Regions from separate parts of the Homo sapiens genome. Here region 2 is linked to region 1. Evidence: read pairs that join two places in POLR2A ChIA-PET (ENCODE). Cell type or tissue: PC-9. All regions are shown on one strand. Links, peaks and the distances in the headings refer to the core of each region. The heading gives the core; the rest is flanking DNA. Region 1 holds the start of EHF (ETS homologous factor). Region 2 has its middle 5.7 kb from the start of LINC02707.

Evidence for each region. Peaks named below come from ENCODE experiments on the same cell type or tissue, not always from the same donor. Only the 100,000 strongest peaks of a DNase experiment are listed, where the experiment ranks them.
Region 2: POLR2A ChIA-PET joins it to region 1 with 11 read pairs; 2 of 35 experiments call an interaction of 5 or more read pairs at or near these places.

Annotation. Positions count from the first base shown.
Region 1 is chr11:34,618,111-34,623,488 of GRCh38, reverse strand. It overlaps EHF (ETS homologous factor), which reads right to left and starts at 2,396. Exons shown (of 9, transcript NM_012153.6): 1 at 2,261-2,396. RefSeq lists a cis regulatory region at 4,096-4,495. In PC-9, for the core only: no CTCF peak of the experiment used is centred there; DNase peaks (open chromatin) are centred at 2,568 and 4,088; H3K4me3 peaks cover 3,589 bases; H3K27ac peaks cover 4,122 bases.
Region 2 is chr11:34,562,504-34,567,881 of GRCh38, reverse strand. No RefSeq gene overlaps it. Among named protein-coding and RNA genes, the nearest start is that of LINC02707, 5.7 kb to the left of the region's middle. In PC-9, for the core only: CTCF peaks have their summits at 2,018 and 2,229; a DNase peak (open chromatin) is centred at 3,261; H3K4me3 peaks cover 390 bases; H3K27ac peaks cover 2,253 bases.

The sequences.
Region 1 (5,378 bases), core at 80-5,079:
AATCGCGAGTGGGAATGTAGGGCTTTCCTGACGTCCACAAAGGCCAAAGATACTTCCACTGGGAGATCACGATAGACTAATAGATTAAAAATGAAAACAATATGGCTGGGCACGGTGGCTGAAGCCTATAATCCCAGCACTTTGGGAGGCTGAGGCAGGTGGATCACCTGAGGTCAGGAGTTCAAAACCAGCCTGGCTGACATGGTAAAACCCCGTCTCTACTAAAAATACAAAACTTAACTGGGCATAGTGGCGAGCACATGTAATCCCAGCTACTCGGGGGGCTGAGTTGGGAGAATCACTTGAACCTGGGAGGCGGAGGTTGCAGTCAGCCAAGATCATGCCACTGCACTCCAGGCTGGGCGACGGAGACTTCATCTCAAAAAAAAACCAAAAAGGATTGTTTGAATTGAACAAATAGGTGCTTTTTAACCAAAAAAATAACAAATACAATTGAATTTGAGCCTTTTCATAACAAACGAGGCCTGAATCAAACACGTCACCCTACCCACACTACCTTGAGAGGTCTTGATGAAGGCTACCATCTTGCGCGGTCATGTAAGAGAACTTACAGCACAGCTGTTCCCTCAAAGTGACTTTCATTTAAAATGCCTCTGTAAAATATTTTGGAAACACGGTGAAGTATTGTCTCCATTACATTTATTATTTTTTCAAGTTCAACTACAGACCTCCAAATGACTCCCAATTCACATTCCATCATGGTTTTTAAATACCATTAGCCATTTGTGTGAAAATGGTGTTGTCTACATGACTCCATATTATAAGAAGATGGAATTGGTGAGTTATTTCATCATCCCAGAATTTTAGGTCACAAAAAGAGGAAAAGTGGATCCTCTGCAAACTTCAAATGCAGCTATTAAAGTCATCCTTAAAATCTCTTAAGAGCCTTTTCTGATAGTATCTCCTAGCCATGAAATTCTTCCTAATAACGTATCTTCTTCTTTTCTGTTAGAAATAAATTTTTCCCCTGACCCCAGTGGAATTAACACACAGTCACACAGAATCTCTAATTGCCCTTTTACACATTGAAAGACTATCAACACATCTTTACCTCCATGGCTGCAGAACCAACTCCTGAATTAGACTTCCATCAGTAAGTTCTTGGAATCCATTCACTCACTTTCTCCCTGTTACCAAGGTGAGTGCAGATAACCAGCAGAGACACCTGTGAACTTGAACCCAGAAGCATACACTCTCCATCTTAAAAACACACACTCCCACCATCCTGGGAGCATGGTAAATCAGCAAAGATGGACGGTGAAAATGTCGCTTTCTCACCTCAGCCTGATATTTACCAACAAGAAGTTAATTTCCCACTGTTCCCAGATCAGTCCACATTGGGGCTAACACTTCTCCACAATGTCCAAGCAAAATCAAAAGAATCCCTGTCTCAGAAGGCATTTGTTGCTGCTGAGTCACAACTGCCTGTCTGATCATAGTCTCCCAAAATGGAGTAAACAAAGGGTTAGTTTGTCCCCTTGTTACACAGTGAAGCCCTTTGCCAAAACTGATTGTTGTATTTTCTGGACAAAATGGAGTAAACAAAGGGTTAGTTTGTAAACAAAGGGTTAGCTTGTCCCCTTGTTATACAGTGAAGCCCTTTGCCAAAATTGATTTTTGTTTTTTCTGAATTTTTGTTTTTGTAGATATTCAGCTCTCCCCAATACCTCTGCCTGCCTTGGCTGCCTGGCCACTTTTTCCAGTGTGATTGTGTATGTTCTTGCCTATTTCTAGCCATTTTCCAGTCCTGGAACATATTAAAAACAAATTGGCCTTTCCATGTAGCTCATAAGTCAGAAAAATTACCAGCAGAAGACATCTCTAGAAAGCGAGACCGTGTACTCTGAGCCCTAACAGCTACTTAGCCAACCACTTCTTCTCTGAGCTATATCAGAGCCACCTATCTCTAGCTGCCTATTTGTTCCAGAAGAATTCAACCCAGGGGAATGGTTTTGCCACCCAGGCATAGGGAAACGAGGGGGCTTTTAAATTCACAGAGATTAGAAGTCCAGACAATGCAGGAAATTCACAGATAATATCCAAAGTAGCCAACCTGCCCTCCAAAATAAAATTCTGATTTGACCCAGTGAGGTAAGCCCAGGTAAGGTGAGCTTCACTTCCTGCCAGCCGTCTCCAAGAGTCTGTTCTAGTTTCATCTGTCCAGTTTAAAGCAGGCTTCTCTTTCCACTCAAGTGTTTGGATTCCAGATTCAAAAGAAGTTTTAAAAATCAGGACTTACCTCATTTACCTAAAGATTCTGGGTGGGAAATCCAATAGCTGTGGCTGTTGGAGGGGAGGCAGCAGGCTGCAATCTCACCAGCTCCTATAGGGATGGGGCACCACGGGTGTTATCAAGTCTGAGCCCTCATCAGAGTGAAGATAAATGCATATAACAATAATTTTAAATCATTTTGTAGGATGTTAAGCAATAAGCCACCAACCGGGAATTCCCTAAGTCACTTCCCCCTCTTCTGATTGGCTACCCAGCCCTTTAAAAAAATAAAATAAAGGATTACAAACACTGGCTCATTTGCATTTGGCCAACTCACACGTTAGTGTTCAAACAAAACAGGTCTAACCAGGTAATGCCTGTGTCTCAAGAACAGAGAGACAACCTGTTAATGGATGAGGAATTGATTTGGTGGTGACTGTTCTTTTCAGCTCAGAGGCTGTTTCAGGTGAAAAGCACCCTGCTCACCAAAGACACCATCGGGAAGAGGGAATGTAAAAGCAAAGTGAGTAGAAGTCCAAATCTGGAGGAGATGATGGTATGGAGGGGCCCTCTTGAGCACCTGTCTCATTTATTAGTCTGTATTTAGTCCACCCTGCTTTGGCATCAAGATCTTTTCCCTAGCTCTATAAGTACCAGGCTCTGAAGGGGCTCCCAGCAAGTTCCCTCTCCAGGCACCATGACTGCCTTCTTGACAGAGACTCTTGGCAATTCAATGGACTTTGAAAAGCCTATCTCCCCTGGCCCCAGGTAAGAGCCTTGAGAGGTTTGAAAGGGAAGGTCCTGGGAGGGAGGGTACCTTATGAGGAGATGCTTAGGTCAAGCAGTCAACTCTCAAATATGCAAGAGCTGATTATCCGGTTGGTGGATTATCTAGGTTCTTCACTTCCTCTTGACACTTACATGATCTTTTTTAAAAGGTTTATTGACACTCCCTATAAGAGTTAGAGATGAGAAGACCAAAATGCTGAAACTGGAAATAAAAAAGCACAGTTTGGACAAGAAGAAGGTGGAATATTAGGGAGGATCTACGGATTCAAATACCCAGGCAACCTCTATTCCCTTGGGCCAAGGGACATATGGGGAGTTACCTGTACCTGCTTCACTGGGTCACAAATGTACCTTCTCCCATACGGGTGAATGACTGCTCCTAGCAAAGAAAAATACCATCCCCCAACCATTAACTTTCTCTGTTGAACCTTCCAGGACACTGGCCTGGCATGAGCAAAGTGTCTAAGCAGATTTCTTTGACTCAACGGGCCTCCCTTTTGTGGGAGAGGGAAGGGAAGTTGAGATTTGGCAGAGATAAAGATTTTGTGATCAAAACCAAGAAGTTACTTGTGTTAAAAAGAAAAAAAAAGGTCTGCTTATGGTCAAAGGCTGACTGAATAGAATAAAAACTGGTTATTATATTAAGGGGGAACAGTGAGTGTGCAGTAGTATTAGTCTTTTCTTACTTATTTTTTCTAGTTTCTACACAAATTCAGAGGTTTCTGAAAGTGTAAAAGACTCAGTGGGAAAACAAGGGTGGACTTGGGAAGGTCTTGGAAGCTGGGCAGGTCTTGAAGAAGGGCTTGAGGCTTTGGTCAGTGCAGTTTAGGGGAGTTCTAATAAATCCCTCTGCCTCCCTAACCTGCCCCAGACATTCCCACCCTTCCCAACTGTTCAACCCTGTGAACTTGCCAAGGGCCCTGTGAAAATGCAAATGTAAACCCCGCCCCATATACACACTGATAAAAACAACAAATTTCATTATTTCCCATTATCACATTAGCCCCAATTAGTCTATCAGTTCCAGATCTGAGAGCAGGGCCCTGAGGGAATGGCCTGCTGGAGTTTTGCTTGAGAGACAAATCAGGCACAACCTGAAGTAACTACATTCCACCCACTGCAGGGCATTTGTGTGTAGTGATGGTGAAGGGGGGTGGGTGGCGGGGCACTCATGAGAAAAGGGAAGCATTATTGCTAGAGCCCGTGGGACTCCAGGGAAACAAACTTGGCCTTCTTTACACCATTGCCTGAGATTAACCTGAGACAGCAGGGTGGGAGTAGAAGGGCTAGGGTTGTGTGGTCAAGAGATAGTGAACTTCAAATGCAACCACAAAAGTGATGTGGCTCTCTGACCCAGTCCCAATCACCTTTAATTATAGGCCCTGTAATTTATAGCTGAAGAATTCTGGTTAAATCTCCATTTCTTTATCCACTTGTATTTAGTCCATTTTAGATTGGAGGGCTATTGAGACGAGTCATATTGGGGTAGTGATGGTGGGAGGGGAGGGAAAGATGTCACCTCATACTCACAAGCCACTTTATTTGTGGAGGTTTTTTTGTAAATAAAGTACCTAAAAGTGTGCCTGCTACTTGCTGGGTACTTATTAAGTATTGATTCTTCTTTTTACTTGGGTCTTAGTTGAACCTTCCAGAAGAAAAACAAAAATGAAAACAATACCCCTCACCCCCAACCTAAAAAAAAAAACACAAAAAAGCTAGAATTGCAGGTATATTGCATCCATACGGAAAGTCCTTTGGAGTTTGAGGTCTTTCACCCTACTGCCAACTTCAACAAGACAGTACTGGCGATAGATAGATAGATGATAGATAGATAGATAGATAGATAGATAGATAGATAGATAGATAGATAGATGATAGATAGATAATGATGGGATGAGATGGATGTCTCAAGGCCTTCTACTACAAGTCTCAGATATATCAAGTATGTCCTTTATGGATAAGAAGTTTAAAGTGTAATCACAAAATCATCAAACACAGCAGATCCTTAATATGGACACATTGTAAGTTCTCAAGGAGGACTCTGGCAAGAGAGACCTCCAGCACTTGTTCTGTGCTCCTGAATTCTCTGGGGGGCTGATAAAGACATAGCAAAATGAACAGAGTGATAAACAAAGCTGATTGTCTTTATTCTGTGGATGGGAAGAATCAAGAGAGAGAGGCCAAGCAGCTTGCCCTCAAATCAACTGAAACAAACTCTAGAAACCCAATTACTCTGCATAGAAATCTTCCTGGTTGTCCCTACAGGTCAAGGCCCTATCACCCTCTCCAACCTGTGCACAGACACAGAGCCCTTGAGTTGAGTCCTGTGCTGGTCCCCACAGAGGAAAAGGGGAAC
Region 2 (5,378 bases), core at 258-5,257, 56 kb after region 1:
CTAAGAACCAGCTGTGTCAGCGGAGGAAACAGATACCAGTGAGTCAGTCATACTTAGTATGCACTGACAGCCATCAAATTTAGAGGGCATTTTGTGAATCCACATGGGATTGTCTTCTGGGGCTCCAAATCCCGTGGAAATCACAAGAATAAGATGGAGCCCCTTGGAAATAGTTAACTCCAGAGAATTCATAGCAAAAGGCCTAACCAGGCATAGGGAAGCAGCTTCATTGCAAATGTCAACTCTGACCAATGGGGCCATGCAGGATGCTGGATTGCAATGGGTCTGAGTCTATGGTCACAGAGAGGAGAAGTGGTGTGCACCCTTGTGAACGTGTCGGGAGACAGGGGCTGGCAGCAACCATGTCAGGCATTTATTTGCCATCTCTGGCCCAAACTGTCATGAAAATTTCTCTTCCAAAAAGAGACTGCCCAGGCAACACGAGTCTTAGGCAAAATTGAGAAGAAGATAAAGTTCACTTTTAGCAGACCTCGCTCACTTTCTTCTAACATTCCCCTTCTCCCAGTCTCCATCACCCAATTAACTTTATGTTTTCTCACTAATATCTCAGCCCCTCCATTTTCTCCAGGGAGCTAATGACAAACAATGATTTGAAGAATGTACATCTTAAGGGAATCAAAATGTCCATCCAACGAGCTGGTGCGTGGGCACGGGGACCACCAGATGGTGAGAGGAGAGGAAAGGGATTCTCCTCACTCCCAATCCCATCCCTCCCCCACGGATGTCTCTGACAGAAATCCCTGAATCTGAAAAAAAGGAGAAATCAGTGTTCCCACTGCTTCATCCCACCAGCCCTAACTCTGGTTTCCTTCTGTTACCAGCACAAATACAAAGAGTTTTCCACAAAATCTCAGGAACAGTCCCAAGACCCACGTTAGCCTAACTAGAAGCGTCACACTGGGCCCAAGAAAGAAGTCACGTGACACTTTTTCTGGGTTTATTGCCTTCCTCCAATAACTACCACTAATTCACCTACACCATCCCTTCTCTCACCCCAGACCTGGCTCAAGGTGCCAAGAAAGATAGAAGGATAGAGAAGGAGAAATTCAAATAATGGAGGAAGAACGGACATTGTGTGGCCAACACTTAGATACCAGCCTTCTAAGGGACTTCCATGTGTTCCATTTGACTCTGTGCCATAGACAGATGCCCCTCAGAACCTCTCTTTCTCCTCAAAGTCCCAAGGATTGGCATCCCAAGCATCTGGCTTGCGGTCTCTGGCATCCCTGCCCAGGACTCAGAAGCCCACTGCACACAAACAGGTACATCTGCAGGTGGAAGAAGGAAGGGGATGCACACCCAGAAGCCATCTTTATTCCTCGTCAAGAGGAAGGACAAAGCAGGCTTGGACAAAGGCAGAGGAATATAGACTAGGCTCTCCCTACCTCATGTCTGGGGTAGTACTCTGTCTGACCCAAAGGTGAGACTCCAAGCTTATTGCTATAAAATCTAGATCCAAGCCTAGCAGGCTGAGCTCACTAGAGTAGAGTGCAGTCTTTGTTCTGGCTGCGTATGCTCAATTTGCTTGGGAAGCAGACCCAAGGTCACCCGAGGACACTTTCTATTCTGTTCTGAACCAAAGGAGTTTAGAAGCTACCCTTGCAAACCTCTAGGTCTCTGGACCCACTTCTCTGCCCCCAAACATAGCTAGGAAATTTTTTAAAAATAATGAATGAATGTTAAATAAATGGGTGAACTAATAGCTAACTCAGGCCCTTCAAGACCATAGGCTATCCCCAGAGACAAGCTTCTTTGACTAAATCCTCAGCTGGGAAGGATTAAAGGCCGGTCACCCCACCCTCTGCATGGAGGCAGCTGCTCTCAGCAAGCCTTCTTATAGCTAAGTTAGACTCACCAAGGGATTCTCTGTTACCTCCTACCCAGTCTTTGTCCACCCAGTCAGGACATGGTGCCTCTACTGGGCCAGCCAGCCCAGCACTCATCTGGCCAGCCTGGCTACTCCCTCTTCCCTGTGCCCACCAGGGAGAGAAAGGCAAGTACGTGGCACAGGTGAATTGCAAGGACTGACTTCAGTATAAATCATGGGTCAGTCATTTTTGGCTGAAAAACTCAGCAAGTTACTTAATTCCTATGTGTCTCTGTTTCCTAAACTGTAGTCAGGGGATAATGACATCTACTTCATTGGTATTAGACTCCCTTCACTAGAATGCAAATGTCACAGAAAGGGGCTGCCAGGATGCTTAACCTCAGGGCACACCATTCATAAGGTGGCCCATGTATGTGGCTCCCCCTAGAGTTGTGTGCTGTTAATTGCATGTAGTAGCCCTGCCACCAGAACAGGGATTTTGTCTGTCTTGTCCCTTGATCTAAATTAAGCACCTAGAATAATGCCTGGCTCATAGTAGGAACTCAATAAATATGTGTTGGGTGAATGAATAGAAGCTTTGTAAGGATTTAAGTAAATAATTTTCATAAAAGGACTGTCTTTTGAGTCAATGCTCAATAAATGATAGTAGTGATTATTGTTGTTGATAATGTTATTAAGTATAATGGGAAAAACCTTTCCCCCCAGCCCTGCCTTTTATAAATCCATGGGTGTGAACTTGAATGTTGAGGGCCATTCTCCACCAAGCCTTCAGCTCCAGATGAGAATGGCTTAGCCCACATTTTCTCACCAGGTTACAGGAGACTTTGCCCTTCTCACCTGTCTTGTCCTGGCCTTCCTGCCTTCAGCCCAGCTCTGCCCCTAGTCTGACCCCAAGGCCACTACAGAGCAACAGGACTGCCATCTGGCTGCCACAGGGCTGGCTGTCTCATCTTCATGTAAAAGTCAGGACTTTCCTCTTCTCTGCCTTTTCTTGGCTCCCTCATTTGGCACCAGGGACCCTATTCAGGAGCCCAGTCCTACTCAAAGGCCACAGCTCTTTCTTGGAAATGACACAGACCTGAAAACAAGGGGCTCAAATATCTTTGCCAACAGGGACATTGCATAACAACAGCACCGTGTTCTGGGTGAAGGGAACCCTGTTCCAGAGAGGAGAGGGAATTCTTCCCTCCACTCGGGAGGCTGTGTGGATTTTTAAGCCACTTCTCCTTTGTAGGGACAGATTTGGTTTTGAAAATCAGGTGATCTTGGCTTCAGCCTGCAGGTGCCTCTCCTTTCCCACCGTCACCACACCCACAGGGACAGCCTCCTTTCTGGAGACAATAGGTGGCTGCCACCTTTGTAGAAAATGAAGTGTCAGGAAGGAACCCACCCCAGAAATAGGACCTCCCTGAATGCCTGGGATTCCACTATTAGTGATTCACTCCTTTGAGTTCAGCACCACCCACTCTCTGACTGTCTTGGAAAACACAAATTCTCTTGGTGCGGGGGGCGGGGGAAACACATTAAGCTCCTAACACCTTGAGTGAAGAAATTCATCAGGTATGTTATTTCCTCCTGATGGAAGCAGTATCTGGGTGCTTGGCCCTACATACTATGGGGCTAGAGTGGGGCTCACCAGAATCGAAGAAGAGAGAAGATTTGGAAGTCAAACTAGGTCAGTGTCACCAGGTTTCCCAGAGCCGGGCCTGCCTACACCCTCCAAAGACAGCTGGCTCTGGAGCTGTTTATTTTCATGAGTTGATCACCAAAGGATTAAAAGAGGCAACACACACAAAGGGCCTACCTCCATACCCCCCATGTAATAGATACTTAACAAATGTTAGTCTCTACTACCCCTCCCATGAATGGAAGAATATATTTGTCTTTCTGGAGAGGGCTGGTCTGTGCCTGCCCCTCATCTTCAGGGACAGGGCGAGTCAAAGAAATCAGGTTTCTCTTCCATTCCTTTTTAGAATGTGGGTCCACTTCTACCCAGCAAGTCCCTTCGGCCCATCGCTCCTTTGCTGCTGCTATAGGAGAGAAAGTAAGAGAGGGCCAGGTGAACAGGCTTAAGTGACTGCTCACTGGATACCTGGTTTCTCAGGTCCCAAGGCTATGAGAGTCTGCAGAGTCTCTTGCTTGGCATTGATTGGAAAGCTCTGCTTTCTGATTCTGCAAATTCTCTCCAGAAATCCCAGCCCTGTCTGAAGAGAATTGCAGAGCTGGAAAGGGTACCTCCTTTGCCCTCTGGCTTCCAGTTAGACTCAGCCAATGCAAGGTACCAGCAGGAGACTCCAGGGAAAGAGGGGAGTGATATGAACTCTTTATTTCCCCCACTCCCTCCGTACAGGGCCAGAGTTGTGGCCGTAGCTGTAATCCCCTAGCTACGGCCACAGCTCCTGCCAGGCAGTCCCCTCACCCACGGTGCCAGCAGTCACTAGGTCCATTTACCTAGTGGTGGAAAAGGTGTCCTGCTCTTGCTAGTTCCTGGTGCTTTCCCAGCTCTTACTGATCATCATCCCTCTACCTCCCATCCATCAGGGTCATTATAAGGACAAAATGAGACTACAGATACAGTTTCTTCACAAATATCTGCTGAGAAAGGAAACAACCTTAAGAAAAATCTTCCCTTAGGAAGAGGCCACATAGATCAGGACCACAGTGAACATCGATAGGTCACCCTGTCTATGCTCAGCCAATCCATTCTCAGGATCCCTGGGCTCATGCAGAATGTCCAGATCCACTCTGTCCATGTGCAGCAGCACTTCATCCATCTGTAGAGCACAGATTTTAAAAAAAAAAACTTCTCTTTTTGGCTGTAATGGTCATTTTTAGTCACTTCTCTGGGCAGTGAGAATTTCCCCTCGAAGTCTACACATTGGCTAAGCCAATGAGAATTTGATTTCAAATGTTACACTTCCCCAAAGAAGGATGGAAAATAAACAGAAACAAGTTTGTCCCTTTTAGTCCCTTTCTTTTTGAAATTATTAGATTCACACTTTAAATCAGAATGCAGGTTGTTCTCCCAATCCTGGAGTCTCTGAGTGACCAAAAGAAAAAAAGATGACAGAGCTGCAAAGACTCATAGAGTACAGCATCGAGTATGGCAAGCCCCCATTTTCAGCTAGGGAAATGGAAGCTCAGAAGTTGGAAACGACCTGCTCAAAGTCACAGAGCCTGCATCAAAACTCAGGTCTCCTGGCACCCCAGATCAGCAGCCTTCCCACCACCCCAAGGACACAGGCAGCCTAGCCCCCATTTACCCAATTAGAGCCCTTACTCTGCTGAATTTACTCATGTTTCCCCTACAAGACAGTAAGCTCTATGAAGGCAGGAATCAAGCCTTGTTTGCTATTTATCCCCTGCCTCTGTGTCTGGGGCACTAATTCCATCTTGAATGAATGAATGTTTTGCGTACACATCTCTGTGTTTCTGGACATCAGACATTTTAAAACATGACCACTTCCATCAGCCCTCATCTGTCAGCATCGATGAAGAGAGCATTCAAAGTCATAGCTCTTAGAAAAAG